Linked DNA regions of Homo sapiens: region 2 is linked to region 1. A link is an interaction called in ENCODE POLR2A ChIA-PET data of the cell type or tissue named here. Cell type or tissue: IMR-90. All regions are shown on one strand.

Region 1 (2,500 bases):
ACCTGCTGCGCTGCCCTCCCAGGGGACAGAGGACATGTTAGAGACAATATAGAGGATCCGGTCAGTCATTCTCTCTCAGCCAACCAAACAGATTGGTATCTTACAGAGAAATGGTAGGGAGGCTTCTCTAGGACGCAGGTGTGTAGTCACGCTGCCATGGAAACTTTGGAAGCTTGTGAGGTCATCACTACCCTGTGAAGTCACCTAAGGAATCTGTGACTTAAGGGGCAGGCTTCAGGCCTTCAGGGTTTTGTGGAGGAGAGCAGGGCAGAGATAGAGAGGAATCCTGCCTGGGCCCTCCCATCCAGCCCTCCCTACAAATGCCTAGTAGCCACTCTGTGGGGCACATCTGTCGGCTGGTACAAGCCCCAGTGACCACAGGAGGGCAAGAGAAACCTAAATTCTGATATGAGCTGGAGAGGCAAGATTAATCTAAGAGATAGATAGGTAGCCACGCACTGGTGCTAAGCAATCAACAGCAGGAGAGGCAGAGATTGGGATGGACAAAGGGATCATGGAAGGCTCCTTCGAGCTGGACTTGAAGGACTGGTGAGATCTGGACACACGCAAAGAGTAACTGCCCAACGTGTTCCCCTTGCCACTGCCTAGACAAAGCTGATTTATCAAGACAGGGAAATTGCAATAAAGAGTAATTCACGCAGAGCTAGCTGTGCGGGAGACTGGAGTTTTATTACTCAAATCAGTCTCCCTAAGCATTCAGGGATCAGAGTTTTTAAAGATAATTTGGTGGGTGGTGGGCAGTGAGTCCGGAAAGCTGATTGGTTGGGTCAGAGATGAAATCATAGGGAGTCAGCTTGGGCGTGGCAGCTCGTGCTTGTAATCCCAGCACTCTGGGAGGCTGACCAGCCTGGCCAACATGGTGAAACCCCTAAAAAAACAAAAATTAGGCTGGACGCGGTGGCTCATGCCTGTAATCCCAGCACTTTCGGAGGCCAAGGTGGGCGGATCACGAGGTCAAGAGATCGAGACCATCCTGGCCAATATGGTGAAACCCTGTCTCTACTAAAAATACAATTTAGCTGGGTGTGGTGGCATGTGCCTGTAGTCCCAGCTACTTGGGAGGCTGAGGCAGAAGAATCCTGAATCTGGGAGGTGTGGGTTGCAGTGAGCTGAGATCCAGCCATTGCATTCCAGCCTAGTGACAGAGCGAGACTCTGTCTCAAAAACAACAACAAAAACAAAAAGTTAGCCGGGCGTGGTGGCGCTGTCTGTAACCCCAGCTAGCTACCTGGGAGGCTGAAGCACTGAAACCCAGGAGGCAGAGATTGCAGTGAGCCAAGATCATGCCACTGCACTCCAGCCTAGGCGACAGAGTGAGACTCCATCTCAAAGGAAAAAAAAAAGAAATCTTAGGTAGTCGAAAGTATCCTCTTGCCGAGTCAGTTCCTGGGTGGGGGAGCCACAAGATTAATCTGGGTGGTGTCAGCTGATCCATCAAGTGCAAGGTCTTTTTTATTTTATTTATGTTTTTTGAGACAGAGTCTCACTCTGTTGCCCAGGCTGGAGTACAGTGGTGCAATGATCTTGACTCACCGCAACCTCCCCTTCAAGGGATTCTCGTGTCTCAGCCTCCTGAGAAGCTGGGACTACAGGCACCTGCCACCACGCCCAGCTAATTTTTGTATTTTTAGTAGAGACAGGGTTTTGCCATGTTGGCCAGTCTGCTCTCAAACTCCCCCGTCCTCAAGGGATCCGCCTGCCTTGGCCTTCCAAAGTGTTGGGATTACAGGCGTGAGCCACTGCGCCCAGCCAATCAAGTGTAGGGTGTGCAAAATATCTCAAGCACTGATACTATGTCATATATATAATATATAACATATATATGACACGTATGTATGTATATATGTACACACACACACACACACACACACACACACATATATATATATTTTGAGACAGATGCCTCGGCCTCCCAAAGTTCTGAGATTACAGGCATGAGCCACCATACCCGGCCTAGGTATATAATTTAAAAAAAATTAAAAAATTAACAAATATGGAACGCTTCATGGATTTGCATGTCATCCTTGCACAAGGGGCTGTGCTCATCTTCTCTGTATAGTTCCAATTTTAGTATATGTGTTGCTGAAGCGAGCATGATCTTAGGTTTTATATAGTGATGTTATCCCCAAGAGCAATTTGGGGACTGGTCAGAATCTTGTAGCCTCGGCCGGGCACAGTGGCTCACGCCTGTAATCCCAGCACTTTGGGAGGCTGAGGTGGGTGGATCACCTGAGGTCAAGAGTTCAAGACCAGCCTGGGTAACATGGTGAAACTCGTCTCTACTAAAAATACAAAAAATTAGCTGGGCGTGGTGGTGGGTGCCTGTAATCCCAGCTACTCAGGAGGCTGAGGCAGGAGAATTGCTTGAACCCGGGAGGCGGAGGTTGCAGTGAGTCAAGATAGCGCCTCCGCACTCCAGCCTGGGCAACAACAGTGAGACTCCATCTCAAAAAAAAAAAAAGAATCTTGTAGCCTCTAG
Region 2 (2,500 bases), 710 kb before region 1:
TTTTCTTTGTGATGGAAACATTCCAATGATTTTCTTCTAGCTAGTTTGAAATACACAATATATTATTATTAACTATAGTATTCCTAGCGTACTACCAAATACAAGAACTTATTCCTTTTATCTGACTGTAATTTTGTACCCATTATCCAAATTCTCTTCATCTCCTTCCCTCCCCCTACTTTTCCCAGCCTCTGCTGCCTTCCACTTGTCATGTAACTTCTCCAAGCCTCAGGTTCCTCACTGGCAAAGTGGAGGCAGTAAAATCTGGAAGCTGTTGTAAAGATTAAATGAAATAGTATGTTAATTTCCTTCCTTTTGGAGGTCATATCCTAAATTTCTTCCTTCCTTCCTTCCTCCCTCCCTCCCATCCTCCCTCCTTCCTTCCTTCTTTCTTTTCTTTTTTTTTTTTTTTAGTGCCTTGCTGTGTCGCCCAAGCTGGAGTGCAGTCGTACAATCATCATGGCTCATTGCAGCCTTGACCTCTTGGGCTTAAACAATCCTCCTGCCTCAACCTCCCAAGTAGCTGGACCACAGCTGTGCGCCGCAACACCCCATTAACTTTTTGATTTTTTGTAGAGATGAGGTCTTGCTATGTGGCCCAGGCTGGTCTCAAACTCCTTAGCTTAAATGATCCTCCCACCTCGGCCTCCCAAAGTGTTGGGATTACAGGCATGAGCCACTGCGCCCAGCCTAAATTACCTTTCCAGCCTCATTTCCCATCATTCTTTATGTTTACACCCCATCATCAGTGACACTAAACTCCACAAAACTCCAAAAACACATCACGTTCTTTGACACCTCCCCAGCTTTGTGTACGCTGTTCCATCTGCCCAGAATACTCCTCCCCATTCTCTTCCTGAAGAGCCTGGAGCCTCTCTGAGCCAGAATGGGTCATCCCCCCACTTTGTTCCCACAGACACTCAACACTTTCACTTCTCTCTGCAGGCCTCTGGCTCAGTTTCAGGCCAGTTCTTCCCCCTATACCAAGCTTCCTGGGGAGAGGCTGGTTTGATGCATCCCCATTTTGTGTTCTAGAACCTAGCATGCATATGAAAGAATGCATGAAAATGGAGGGCTAGCCAGGTGCGGTGGCTCACACCTGTAATCCCAGCACTTTGGGAGGCCGAGCTGGGCCGATCACTTGAGGTCAGGAGTTTGAGACGAGCCTGGCCAACATGGCAAAACCCCAACTCTACTAAATATACAAAAAATTAGCCGGGCTTGGTGGTGCATGCCTGTAGTCCCAGCTACTCTGGAGGCTGAGGCAATCATTTGAACCCAGGAGGCAGAGGTTTCAGTAAGCCGAGATCATGCCACTGCACTCAAGCCTAGGAGACAGAGCGAGACTTCAGCTCAAAAAAAAAAAAAAAAGAAAAAAGAAAGAAAGAAAGAAAAGGAAGGGCTGGAGGGCTGATTCTCTGCAAAGAAAAGCAAAAAGAAACATGGGAGATCTCCAAAGAAGCGAACAGAGAAGTAGACTGCACTCATAAAACTGAGAAAGATGGAAAGACATTGAGTATCCAAAACCACAGGAAAAACCAGCACAAGATTACAATGGGCAGAGCCTATGGAGTTCAGAGGACAATGAAGACAGGGATTCCACGTTGGGATCTGGAGGCCAGAGGGAAGACCTAACGGGGAGAGGGACAGGGATGAAGGAGAGGGAGAGAGGATGGCAAGAAGAAAGGGTTTAGCTTGGGTCTGATTTGTGATGGACAGAAAGACAGTAGGCAAAGTAGCAAGAAAAGAGTGAAACTAGGGAAAGTCAGCTAGGGCAGCGTAGCACTCCAAGCCCATGCTCAGTGGACTGCATCACAGGAGCTTGAATCTGCCACTTACTTCACCTACAGATTCAACCCCCAAGATTCTGTCTTAGTGGAGAAAATAATAGTGCCTTTGAACAACTCTAAATTGGCCACGTGGGAGAAGGCCTGTGGTGGGGAGAAGGGGAGAGAAATCCCTGCCCAGGACAACACTCCTATTTGGAGGTGTTTGGTACTGGATGTGTCCTCTGGAATGGGTCAGTAGTGACAGTCTAGCTAGTTTGAGAGGAGATGTGCTAGTTGAGGAGAGAATGATCTATTTTGCAGAAATGAAATCTCCATTTCCTGCTATTTCCAAGCATGTAAAGTGTTAGCAGCACCATTTTCCCCAAGAAAGGTATGCCCAAGAAATCTTAAAAAAGAGAAAAACTAAAGCAAGTCCACAAAGATTGCCATCCTTGCCAGTCAGGTCATGCTGCAGGCCAGGCCCAGGCATCGGCCTTGACCTAGGCTCAGGAGCCTCAACAAGGCTGTTTCCCGAACTCTGTCAACCAATACTTGCTCTGACTTCTAGAAATACAAGTCCTCTACTCACGGAAAGCCATTCGGGTGCTATAAGAAATCACAGAAACCATTCCCCAGCCCCTCACTTACTTATTTTTGATCTGCCAGTTTCCCCTAATAGATATAACCTCCCCAAGACCTCAGGACCTTGGCTGTTTTGTCCTCTGCCGTAT

What was found. Peaks named below come from ENCODE experiments on the same cell type or tissue, not always from the same donor. Only the 100,000 strongest peaks of a DNase experiment are listed, where the experiment ranks them.
Region 2: POLR2A ChIA-PET joins it to region 1 with 17 read pairs; 2 of 35 experiments call an interaction of 5 or more read pairs at or near these places.

What each region holds. Positions count from the first base shown.
Region 1 is chr16:68,015,702-68,018,201 of GRCh38, forward strand. DPEP2NB (DPEP2 neighbor) reads right to left here and starts at 210. Exons shown (of 2, transcript NM_001282442.2): 1 at 3-210. The coding sequence starts at 69. It also overlaps the pseudogene RNU6-359P. In IMR-90, no CTCF peak of the experiment used is centred here; no DNase peak of the experiment used is centred here.
Region 2 is chr16:67,307,774-67,310,273 of GRCh38, forward strand. All of the region lies in intron 2 of KCTD19 (potassium channel tetramerization domain containing 19), which reads right to left. Among named protein-coding and RNA genes, the nearest start is that of KCTD19, 18 kb to the right of the region's middle. In IMR-90, no CTCF peak of the experiment used is centred here; no DNase peak of the experiment used is centred here.